Linked DNA regions of Homo sapiens: region 2 is linked to region 1. The links are chromatin contacts, found by Hi-C in ENCODE. All regions are on one chromosome and are shown on one strand. Each heading gives the region's core, a stretch centred on a gene start or an enhancer-like site at or near the end of the contact. The rest is flanking DNA. Distances are from core to core; before and after follow the strand shown. Region 1 overlaps CACUL1 (CDK2 associated cullin domain 1). Region 2 overlaps RGS10 (regulator of G protein signaling 10).

What was found. Hi-C counts contacts between places; a loop is a spot of excess contacts on that map. Pooled maps may share reads with other maps.
Region 2: a loop to region 1 is called in a map of naive thymus-derived CD4-positive, alpha-beta T cell, with 3 times the contacts of the local background. The contact joins two enhancer-like sites. A Hi-C loop is called at or near these places in 1 of 168 maps with a recorded cell type or tissue (naive thymus-derived CD4-positive, alpha-beta T cell), 1 of 37 single-sample maps with no recorded cell type and 4 of 50 pooled maps.

Annotation. Positions count from the first base shown.
Region 1 is chr10:118,694,642-118,700,903 of GRCh38, reverse strand. CACUL1 (CDK2 associated cullin domain 1) reads left to right here. Exons shown (of 9, transcript NM_153810.5): 6 at 5,674-5,763. Among named protein-coding and RNA genes, the nearest start is that of CACUL1, 57 kb to the left of the region's middle. Within about 2 kb of position 2,288, at least 2 of the 41 ENCODE cell types and tissues checked have a DNase peak (open chromatin) inside an H3K27ac peak, as active enhancers do.
Region 2 is chr10:119,498,306-119,504,567 of GRCh38, reverse strand. It overlaps RGS10 (regulator of G protein signaling 10), which reads left to right. Exons shown (of 5, transcript NM_001005339.2): 5 at 4,309-4,751. The coding sequence ends at 4,455. Among named protein-coding and RNA genes, the nearest start is that of RGS10, 41 kb to the left of the region's middle. Within about 2 kb of position 2,192, at least 8 of the 41 ENCODE cell types and tissues checked have a DNase peak (open chromatin) inside an H3K27ac peak, as active enhancers do.

The DNA.
Region 1 (6,262 bases), core at 1,039-3,538:
ACTCTTCTCTAGTCTGGTTCTGTCATTTATTCTCTATTTTAGGCAAACGTCTTTGCCTCTTGTGGCCCTGAGTTTTCTCTCCTGTGAATTAGGATTTGTAAAATATTTCATGTGCCTGTGTAGATTATTAAGAACATTAAGCTCAGTTCGTTTCTCCTCTTCCCATTCTTTTTTTTTTTTTTTTTTTGAGACGGAGTCTCGCTCTGTCGCCTAGACTGGAGTGCAGTGGTGTGATCTCGGCTCACTGCAAGCTCTGCCTCTCGGGTTCACGCCATTCTCCTGCCTCAGCCTCCCGAGTAGCTGGGATTACAGGTGCCCGCAACCATGCCTGGTTAATTTTTTCTATTTTTAGTAGAGATGGGGTTTCACCATGTTGGCCAGGATGGTCTCAATCTTTTGACCTCGTGATCCACCCATCTCGGCCTCCCAAAGTGCTGGGATTACAGGCGTGAGCCACTGCACCTGGCCTCTCCTCTTCCCATTCTTGAGTCCTCTTCCCCCTCGCAGTAGGTAGCATCTCATTCTACCTTTCCTGAAAGAATATACTTCTCCAGGTGGAGTTAGGAAGTCCCTGTAACCTAATGTCTCAGTGTCCTCAGCGTCCTTTTAAAGCTCCTATCTTATGTGACACATCAAGTCATTTTTTCGAATGTGGCACATATTTGGGTTGGCAGTATGTATTTTTGCTTTCCTTTGAGCCGTAATTAGCGTTCACCACAATGAACTTTTACCAGAATCTACAAAAGAATTGTTCTAAGCTTGACCATAAACTTTTTTTTTTTCATTTTTGATGCTGAATTAAGTGAAGGAATTATCAAGCATGGGGCAAGTTTAGAAAGGCAGGGTTTTTTTTTCAAAGAATAGTGTAGTTGAAGATAATATACATTTCATTATTATGTTCCCATTTTTTTTTGTAAGGCTGGGAGATGTTTATCAACATCTTTAAACATTGTCTTGGCCGGGCGCAGTGGCTCACGCCTGTAATCCCAGCGCTTTGGGAGGCTGAGGCCGGCGGATCACGAGGTCAGGAGATTGAGATCATCCTGGCTAACACGGTGAAACCCCGTCTCTACTGAAAATACAAAAAAAAATTAGCCGGGCATGGTGGCGGGCGCCTGTAGTCCCAGCTACTTGGGAGGCTGAGGCAGGGGGAATGGCGTGAACCCGGGATGCGGAGCTTGCAGTGAGCCGAGATCGCGTCACTGCACTCCAGCCTGGGCGACAGAGCAAGACTCCTGTCTCAAAAAAAAAAAATTGTCTCATGAGGTATTCCAGGTATTATAACCACTTAAGTATTTCCTGATACTGACATTGTCTTTTTGCTTTCATGACAAGATAGAGCATTTTGAAATCTTGGTAAAATTCTGTAGAGAAATGCTACCATTTGGTAGAAAAAGCCGGTCTAGTTTGTAAATATATTTTTATATTTGCCAGTAATTTGGAAACTAATTTTATTGGACGTATGCAAAGAGAATATTCAAGAGAGAATATAGTAGTCCAGAGCTGGTGAGAGAAAACATAATCATAATCATGTTGTCCGGTTTTCAATAAAAATTACACTTAAAGGTGGATATACCTTTTTATTTCCAAGTAAACAGAAAAGGTCCTTAAGCTTTGGTAAATTGGAAAAAACTGAGTTTATCAGATACTTATTGAGCAGTTGTTAGGCATTGTACTTAGAGAAGTGATAACTGGCCTCATTGGTTTGGGCTTCAGAACAACAAGGGACAATGTTTAACTGTATTATGTGGGTGATCATCAAAAGGTTTTTAAACACACATGCACTGCTTGTATGTGGTAGGACCTATATTTTACAAGTATTTAATTCTCCTAACCCTATAAGATAGGTATAGTCATTACCTCCATTTTATAGATGGAGAAACGGAGACAAAGAGAGGTTAAAGTTTAAACCAGAATAGCACAGCTATTAATGTCGTTTCTACTTACACATTTTTATATTACTTACCCCTTTACTGCAGCAAAAAAATAACTACATTCAATTTCTGTAACTTTCTACAATCTGATCAGTAATTTCCTTCCCGTGGCTTCAGATAGATCTGGAAAACTAGTGTTCCATTTATTATCGGTGTATAACAAATCATCCAAAAATACAGTGGCTTAAAACAACAGTCTTTTATTTTGCTCTGCAGTTTGGGAGGGCTTGGGGTGGGGTAGCTTATCTCTGTTCTGCTCAGCATTGTCTGATGTGGCTCAGCTGGGGGCTGGCACTTTCAGTGTGACTCATTCACGTGGCTGGTAGGTTGGTGCTAGCTTTTGGTTCCTCTGTGTTTCCTTCATGAGTGAGTATCTCAAGATACAGGAAATGGAAATTGCTGGTATCTTAGGTCCTCGGCTCAGAAACTGGCACAGTGCCACTTTTGCTGTATTCTGCTGGGCGAGGGTCACAGAGCCCAAATTCCAGGAGAGGAATGTATCCCACCTCTTGATAAAAGGCATGTCGGCTGGGCGCGATGGCTCACACCTGTAATCCCAGCACTTTGGGAGGCCGAGGCAGGCGGATCACTTGAGGTCAGGAGATCGAGACCAGCCTGGTCAACATGGTGAAACCCTGTCTCTACTAAAAATACAAAAATTAGCCGGGTGTGGTGGCACGTGCCTGTAATCCCAGCTACTTGGGAGGCTGAGGCAGGAGAATCACTTGAACCCAGGAGTCAGAGGTTGCAGTGAGCCAAGATCGCCACTGCACTCCAGCCTGGCTACAGAGTGAGACTCCGTCTCAAAAAAAAAAAAAAAAGCAAAAGAGGTTTGTCAGAAGAATTTGGGAGCCACGTCTTAAAAACAACACAAAAATGTAAAATGAATACTGTCTGTTAATAAAGAATCAGTTCTTGATTGCCCCATATTATTCATTATTAGTATGTTTCATGAATGAAGACAATGACTTCTTACTGGGAATAAAACTAGTTTTCTATCGGCTCCATGGTATAATCATTTTTATGCATATTTGCTTATAAAATAAAGTGGCTTCTATTTTTGGCTGAAAGTAAACTACTAGGCTCTATTGTTAAAGTATTTACGTCGTATGTTGGTGATTCTGAGCAAATGTAACAAATGTGTAGCATGGGGTTAATTAATGATAGAAAATTTCCTGGGAAAATATAGTGTGTTGACTTTTGCAGCAGCAGATTTATAGTTCAGTTTGCACAGTGTTCTAAATAGTTACGTTTTAGTTAATTTTCTTAGGCAGTTCTGCCTTTTAGATCAAACCATTGTAGTTTGAAATTTTTTGAAGCCAAGAGTATTTTCAGTTTTATGAATTGCTTTTCACATTAATAAAGGAGAGAGTCTCCTGAGCAAGTGTGTAGCACTGAGGAATACTTGAAAGAGCAGAGGAGCTTGGTTCTGGTCCCAATTCAGGTATCAAAAGGTGTGTGACTTTCAGCAAGACACTTAACCTGTCTAGATTTTAGGATTAGAAGTTATCTATTCTAGTGTTTAAACTATACGGCTTATTGATATCTGTGGGATGATTGTTGCGTATAAGCAAGCATTTCAGTGTTGGTATGGTGAAGTAGAGTACAGAATTTAGAGTGAAACACAAGTTCTCAAACTTCTTCTGCCTCTAGCTAGCTCTGTGACTTCAGATGAATTATTCAGTGATGAGTTTTTATTTTGGCCTCAGTTTCCTCACTTGTTAAAAATAAAAAGGTAGATGATAAAGCTTGTGAGAATTAAATATATGTAAAGTACGTAGCACTTACTAAATGCTCAGTACTCTTTTCTCTCTCAAGTTACCACCCCCAAACTCCCATTTCTTTTTCCTTAAAAGGGGAGATTAACTAGAAAATCTTTTAAGTTTTAAACACTGTTTTCCTAAAATCATTTTAAATTTATTTCAAATTAATTTCTGTACATTTTATGTATATATCTTTGTATTATATTTATCATTTCTTTATCAAATTTGACATAGGGGATTTCAGTTATGGTAGGAGTTGTTTGCAAATGTATATACTTGACCACATAATGAATATGTGGTTGAATACGAAGAGTTAGTGGGAGCAAGGCTAATTGGAGGCCAAAATGGTGAAAAGGTTAGGAAGATGGATTAATAGAGAGAACTTTGAAAACCTAACACTTAGAATTTAAATTTTTAAACACTGCATTTTAAAGCAACATGATTTTCTGAAATGCTTAGCATTTGTCTATGCCAAGCTTGTTCAACCCATGGCCTGCGGGCCGCATGCGGCCTAGTATGGCTTTGAATGCTGCCCAACACAAATTCGTAAACTTTTTTTTTTATTAGATAGTGTCTCGCTGTGTTACCCAAGCTGGAGTGCAGTAGCGGGATCTTGGCTCACTGCAGCCTCCGCCTCCCAGGTTCAAGCAATTCTCTGCCTCAGCCTCCTGAGTAGCTGGGATTACAGGCGCCTGCCGCCACGCCTAGCCAATTTTTTTGTATTTTTAGTAGAGACGGGGGTTTCACCAAGTTGGCCAGGTTGGTCTTGAACTCCTGACCTTGTGTTCCACCTGCCTCAGCCTCCCAAAGTGTTGGGATTACAGGCGTGAGCCACTGTGCCAGCCTGTAAATTTTCTTAAAACGAGTTTTTTTGCAATTTTTTTTTAAGCTCATCAGCTGTCGTTAGTGTATTTTATGTGTGGCCCAAGACAGTTCTTCTTCTAGTGTGGGCCAGGGGAGCCAAAAGACTGGACACCCCTGGTGGTCTGTGCCATTCAAAATTGTAACTATCTACTGATGATAAAATTGGAAGGATAGACTTGAACAGTGAGTGCATCTCTGATGGCCATCATATATATTCAAACATAACTCAAATTGTACGTTTGAGACTGTAAAATCCTTATTGGCCTAGTAAGATGGCATTTCTCTTTTTAGAAAGGCATGAACAGAACAAAATCAGTTTATATGTGATGTTACAAGCCTGGCTGAGGGTAAAATCCTACTAAGTTTTTTGTTGTTATTAGCAAATGCAGCTCTTTGAGATAAATTAAAAATGAATCATTTTAGGTCAGTAGTATCTGTTGTGTTCACTTATCAATGGAATTCACTTGTATTTGTTAGTGATCTTATCTAGAGGAATTATTCTTACTCGTTAAAAACTTCTTAAAAATGTTTGTGTGGCAGTAGATAACCTAAAAGAAAACTGTCTCTGTTGTCATGTTCAGAGTCAGGGTCACCAAAGACATGAAAATGAGAAAGATGAGCCATTATCATCCCTTGCCCTTAGCTCTTGTAAGAAAATAGTAGATGTAGCTATAGCATTTGTGGAAATGAATTTCTGTCTCTGATCACAGTTACCAAATAATTACTAATGGTGTTTTGGGGGAAGGAGAAATGATTGAGGGAGATTATCATATGATACTTTATTCTCCAAATGTAATGGAAGCACTTTCAACTCACTTATAATGTATCATTCATGATACATTATACTAGTGCTTTTAGAAAGCTTTACTTACTTTTCAGAACCTTCATGAATTGATTCATTTCCATTAGTGGCCAGCAGACCTTCACGTATTTTAGCTACTGCAGTGGATTAAAAAAATAAAATCCTTAGTATATAAACATTTGATTGGTTTATTGGACTGTTCCTTTCTTACAATTGTTTATGTTTCAGGAGTCTTTGGGAGAAACAGTAATAGAGAAATCTTGACAGTCAATATGTGTTACATTCTTTTTAACCTGTTTTCTTATTTCAGCTTTACTTTTAGAAGCCCAGTCAACACCATTTCAGGTCACACCTTCAACTATGGCAAATATTGTGAAAGGCCTGTATACCCTCAGACCAGGTAAACATTTCTCATTTCTGTTGGGATTGGAACTGTTTGTTACAGCCTTTTCCAAGAGGGCAGTGGTTCTGTATGTGTTTTGTGAGGCTTAATGGTACTTGGATTTGCTGGAGCAAAAAAATTGAGTAGATACTCATCATTGTGAAATGTAAACTCAGAGCTCAGTTGGAATGTTCTCTGCTAGTGGAAACCAACTAGTGTGGTTTTTGCAGAACCTGTGAGGGAAATACAAGAAATAAATTGTAGGATACACTTTGGATAAAATTGAATCTCATGTTTGGTCTTAGTTTCTTCTTTACTTCCTGCCTCACGCTGCACATACTTACAGACATCCACATTCACAACCCCGTCTTCTTAGGCCTGTTAAGTAACTTGCGAAGAATCTAGAAGTGTTGGTAAAGTTACAGTCATTTTGTAAGGATGTTCTGGGGAGAGAGACAATCACAAGAACCAAAGCAAATACCAAAGATCACTATAGTCAAAAGCATGGTTTTTAAAT
Region 2 (6,262 bases), core at 943-3,442, 800 kb before region 1:
TTGGGGGAACACCATTCACCCCACTACTGACCTTTGGGGACATATTGTTTCTCACTTAGACACATGGATACACTCTTAAAGAATGTATTTGGAGCCGGGCGTGGTGGCTCATGCCTGTAATCCCGGCACTTTGGGAGGCCTAGGAGGGTGGATCACCTGAGGTCAGGAGTTTGAGACCAGCCTGGTCAATGTGGTGAAACCCCGTCTCTACTTAGCTGGGTGTGGTGGCGCACACCTGTAATCACAGCTACTCAGGAGGCAGAAGCAGGAGAATCGCTTGAACCCAGGAGGCGGAGTTTGCAGTGAGCCAAGATCGTGCCACTGCACTCCAGCCTGGGTGACAGAGTGGGACTCCATCTCAAAAAAGCAAACAACAACAACAAAAAAGAACGTATTTGGGATCATTGTTTTTAGATAGGGTGTGTTTTTAAAATTTAGTATCAGTCATTTAACATTCACGGGCAGTTTTCCATGTTACTCTCTTTGCAGCCCTCGTTTTTATTGTCCTGCCATGCGAGTGGCAGATGGCCTCATGGTTGGGAGTGGGGGCTGCAGAGCCTGCCAGGGCTGGCCTTCCGCCCTTCTCTTTTGCTCACTGTTATGGGCTGAACTGTGCTCCCCTCCCTAATCCATATGTTGAAGTCCTAATCCCCAGAATGTGACTTTATTTGGAGATAGGGCTTTAAAGGGGTAATTAACATTAAACAAGGACATTGAGGTGAGCTCTAACCCAATCTGACTAGTGTCCTTGTGAGAAGAGGAGGTAAGGACACACGTGCACCGGGGAGACCCTGTGAAGACGCAGGGAGAAGGTGTGGTCTACGAGCCGAGGACAGCGGCCTCAGGAGAAACCAACCCTGATGGCACCTTGACTTGGACTTCTAGCCTCCAGAACTGTGAGGAACCCCTAAGCCCCTCGTTTCTTCCTCTGTCAAATGGGGGTCTTCAGAGCGCTGGAGGGAGAACTGAATGAAAGAATGCCCACACGCTGCCCAGCGCAGGGCTGGAGGGCACTGCAGCCGCGTTGGTACTAGCCGGGTTCATTTCCCCAGCCTCTGCTGCTGCACAGCGCACGATTTCTCTTCAGCCACTGGTAAACACTTACTGGGCCCCAGTCACAGCTCTTTTCCCTGTGATAGATGAGGCTCTGGCCAGTAGCTGGGCACACGATCTCTGGCCACTTTCTTGGAAGAAAGTTTTAGGTGCATTCTCTTTTTTTTTTTTTTTTGAGACAGGGTCTGGCTCTATCACCCAGGATGGAGTGCAGTGGCGTGATCTTAGCTCACTGCAGCCTCAACCTCCGCGGGCTTAGGTGATCCTCCCACCTCAGCCTCCTTAGTAGCTGGGACTACAGGTGGGTGCCACCAAGCCCTGCTAATTTTTATATTTTTAGTAGAGACAGGATTTTGCTATCCGCCCGCCTCAGCCTCCCAAAGTGCTGGAGTTTCAGGCATGAGCCACCGCACCCGGCCTTAGTTGCATTCTCCATCCTCTAAGTCACCTTTGCTGAGCCCCGTCCCAGGAGCACCCTGTTGCTGTGTGCTCCTGAGCCAGGCCCAGGGGGTCGTTGGCCGGTGGCAGTCAGAAGTCTGCCCGTGCACCCCATGTAAAGCAATCAGGCTTCCCACAGCCCAGGCGCACGAGGGCTTTGGGGGCGACATCCTCTCCTTTCTCCAGCCTGTCTGGGTCCAACAGCCACAGCTGCCTCCCAGTCACTGCAGCAGCACGGGAGATGGGCAAGGGCTCTCAGAGGAGGAAACCTCTGCCTGAGGGACTTCTGCACTCGTGGGGCATTTCACACCTGCCCCAGTAGGGAGTGGCCCTTATGCTCTTAATAAATAGTTCGCAGCCCCCTCCCCTCAGGCTTGCTGGCAGCCTTGGGATCTCGGGATCTCGGGGTCGAGTCCTGCCAGCCCGGTGCAGCCCCTGAGCTTCCTCCCAGCCGAAGCAGCCTCCTTCCCTCCCCCTCCTCCTCTGCCCTGGGTGCCCCCAGCACCGGCCTTTTTTCTTCTCTACTTTGAAGTCTGAGCCTCAGAGCCACTACAGGCAAACAGGATGTTCCTCTCCCACATGCAGACTTCACACGAGACGCTTGGGTCGCACCGCATCCTGCTTAGAGTGGTGGGTCCCATCTGCGTGGACCTGGGGTGGGAGTGGGTACAGGACTGAGGCTGGGTGCCAGGTGGGACCTTCGTGCAACTGGTTTCATTAGTCACATTTGAGCGTTCATTGCAGACTTTGAACTAGGTGAGCCTCTGAAAGTTTCCCCTTGGGGACTCTTGTGCCTGGAAGGGCTGAATAAGGCAGATGGTGACGCTTGCTTAGCACGTCGGTGGGAGGCCATGAAGGAGTAATGGCGTTTCTCATCCCCCACCTCAGCCCTGGCTATGATTTTTGTATTTTCTGGGATTAAAAAAAAGTTTGTTTTTTTTTTCTGTAAACCTCAGCAAATTACAATCACACCTGGAATTACAGGATGGCTACAAGATAGATGACTGCTCTAGTGTGGCACAGGACAGGGGCTTAAGGAGGCAGGGTCTTGCTGAGCAGCTGGAGGACTCGGGCAAGACTAGAAGGGCACCAGGGGATGGGCAGGCGCTAGTTTAACAGTTTAAAGAAAACCTAAAGTCCCAGGTCTTTCTCTGGGTTGTGGACTCTGTTTATAGCACAGTGACTCAGGCAGTTCTGCTGTGGTTGAAGCCATCTTGGGAAGATGAAGGTGTAAAATTTGAGGGTTCCAGTTCCCTCCTGAAGCACCTCCCATCCTCCAAGCAGATGTTCTGAGTCCTTTGAGTCCCTCAGATGTTTGTTTTATTTTTAATTTTTATTTTATTTCTTTTTTTTTGAGACAGAGTCTCACTCTGTTGCCCAGGCTGGAGTGCAGTGGTGTGATCTCAGCTCACTGCAGCCTTTGCCTCCTGGGTTCAAGTGATTCTTTGGCCTCAGCCTCCTGAATAGCTGGGACTACAGGTGTGTGCCACCACGCTCGGCTAATTTTTGTATTTTTAGTAGAGACGGGGTTTCACCATATTGGCCAGGCTGGTCTTGAACTCCTGACCTCAAGTGATCCACCTGCCTCCACCTCCCAAAGTGCTGGGATTACAGGTGTGAGCCACCGCCCCCAGCACCCTCAGATGTTTAATTTACAAAATAGTGTATGTGTGTTGGGAGAGGGCAGCCTTAAAAGATGTCAGGGTTTTACCATCCACTTGACAACCCCGCCTGGCAGTCAGTGACATTCTAGACATCTCTGGAACTTTCCACTTGGTTGTTCCGTGTACCAGGGTGAACCATGTGGATTTTTAGTTGCAGAGTGTACTGCGAGTTAAGTGGAAAGGTCTGAGAGAGAGAGAAATGAGGGGTGGGAAAGAGATCATAGCCCTTGACAGCTGGAAAAGGCTTTGTGCTTCTCTTTCTCTGCCCCTTTCCTGGGGCAAGGGAGGAGGGCAGATGGCACAGGATTGGGTAGCAGTGGGGGAGAATGAATGCTGGTCACAAGGACTGTGGCCCAGAAAAGAGGTTCAGTGGCGGCCAGAGGAAGCTACTGTGCCTGGGGACAGCCCTCTGAGCACCTGCCATGCCGGCGGGGGCAGCCGTCTAATCTGGGGCACTTCAGCTCTGTCGGGTGTCCTCTTCGCTCACCTGACATACCTTAGAGTTGTTTCATTCTAGGGATGTGCTCCCCAGCCTGTCTGATGGCACAGATGTTGGCATTCTGCAGCTGGCTGCTCTATTCTTTATTTGGGACCTGTTCCCTTGCTAAGATTATAGTTTTGCTGCCCTGCCCTGCAGTGAGCACGCCTCATTTTGACTCCTGGTACAATAATAGGTTTGTTTGAGATCTCGGATGCCAGACTTACTGGGAGTCTTAACAATGCTGGCATCATATGATATGTCAGTGATCTTTTTAACACCACTGTCTCTACAGAAATGGTTTCTATTCGGCTGTCTCAAGCTCTTGGAGAAATACATCCTTGTCTTATCTAGGCAAATAAAGTGGAGAGTCTTGAAGGACTTCTTGGTACAAGGGTCTGAATCAGTGCTGTGTGAATCTATATTTCCGTGGAAAATAAAGGCATATTTGTTCATGTGACTGTCTATATATTCCATTGAGATTATTGCATAATGACCAAAAATCTCCAGGAAATCTGCCTTGTCTAGCAGATGACTTATTTGAGCTTTCTTAGTGTGTTCTTTGCACATGTTAGTATTCTTTGGCACATGGTAGGTATTAATACATATCTGATGGGATGATTTATGGCCTGGATTAGCCTCAGCCTTCAGACTCTTTTTTCTTTTCCTCCTTAGATCTTTAATCTCATGAAGTACGACAGCTACAGCCGCTTCTTAAAGTCTGACTTGTTTTTAAAACACAAGCGAACCGAGGAAGAGGAAGAAGATTTGCCTGATGCTCAAACTGCAGCTAAAAGAGCTTCCAGAATTTATAACACATGAGCCCCCAAAAAGCCGGGACTGGCAGCTTTAAGAAGCAAAGGAATTTCCTCTCAGGACCGTGCCGGGTTTATCATTGCTTTGTTATTTGTAAGGACTGAAATGTACAAAACCCTTCAATGGGATGTGTGTTTTATTAACTGCTTCACCAGTAAATTTTGCATGATGGCTAAGCTAACATAAAAAAAGAATAATAATAACTTGGAAGTTTTAGTTTACAAAACAGAGATTCCTTCAACACTGGACACGTCGAGCATTTTGTAGCTTAATTAAACCTCATGTAAGGCCACAAGGTGAAACGTATCACACTACCTTTTACCTTGTAAGTGTTTGCTCTGCCTCTCTGGTGAGTGGACGCATGTCCACAGGTCACTTGGTAAATTAACTCAAACATGAGTTGATCCGGCAAACCCAGGCTACTGGGGGTATGGCCTGCCAGTCGCCTTTTGGGTTAAATATTTCTCGAGAGCAAGTTCAGTGCTGGAAAAAGAAAATGAATCACTGACAGCCTCTAAAGACTTGGGAAGCTTGTGTGTGAGTGTCATCAAAGGGTTATTATTTCTTGTGCGTGGGTTGGTCCTGGTTTTGACCACAACCCATGACATTTCATGCAACACAGATAAATAGTTCATCTTGACAGAAACAAGATCTCAACCAGGAAGGAAAAAAAACACAAGTGGGAAATTGTTCAGGGTCCCCATGGCAACTCAAGGTGTTGTTGAATGGGATTGTAGCACAGGTGCGTACTGAGGTTGGAGTTGGTGGGGCTGTTCCCTTCTCCTGTACCCATCGGGGACACATCATAATCCTTTCCTCTCTGCTCCTGCCCTTTGCTGAACTTGCTAACTCTGGCTTGAGACTTCAACGGGGAAAAGAAATGCTGCCTTGAAGCCTGCCCTTCTTGGGTGAGGAGGCTGTGAATGGGGCACGCTTGGGCCAGGCGGGGCACGCTTGGGCCAGGCTGTCCCCGCCAGCCCAGGAACTCCACTTTTAGAGCAGAGCCCACCAGGGCCAAGGTCAGGCTCAGTTCCCTTTGGTGAATTGTTCCTGCTATTTGTAGGGGGTTGGGTGCTGCCACCAGGCCTTTTCCAGGATGTTTGCTAAGCCCTTTCTATTTGTACAAAGTGACCAGCTTCTGTTGCGTGTGAGCCTCCCAACTCAGACTTTCCTGTTTGCAAAATTCACTAATGTTGAAGGTGGCTGTATAATTTATCAATCAAACTAGGACACTTTTGGGAGAAAAGAGGGGGTGATCTCAATAATTAGACTAGGATAATGCCTATTACAAGCCCTAATCTGGTTCTAGTCTGGGTCAGTTACCCTACTGATGGCTGTCCCCCATATGAGCTCCTGGGCAGCCCCCCAGATTCCCTAGCCTCGCTGTCTAGACACTGTGGTCAAATGTTTCCTGCCCTTCCATCCAGGGCCTGGGAAAGGGATGGTCTTCAGGGAACCGTTCACTGCCAAGCACTAAATAACCCAACAACATTCATCAGAAACAGCAAACACAGGCTTCTCCACCCTCCTCAGGTACTTCCCAGACAGGCCTACTCTGCGCCTGTCTTCTCTCTGCCTATTTCCAGAACTTAGGAAGGAGACGGTTATGCTGAGAATGACACACAAGGGCCCCGTGATCAGAGAAATTCAGTTCATTGTCAAGCAGAGCAGATTGGTGCATTTATTATTTATTTTTGAGACAGAGTGTCGCTCTGTTGCCCAGGCTGGAGTGCAGTGGCATGATCTTGGCTCACTGCAACCTATGCCTCATGGGTTAAAGCGATTCTTCTGCCTCAGCCTCCTGATTAGCTGG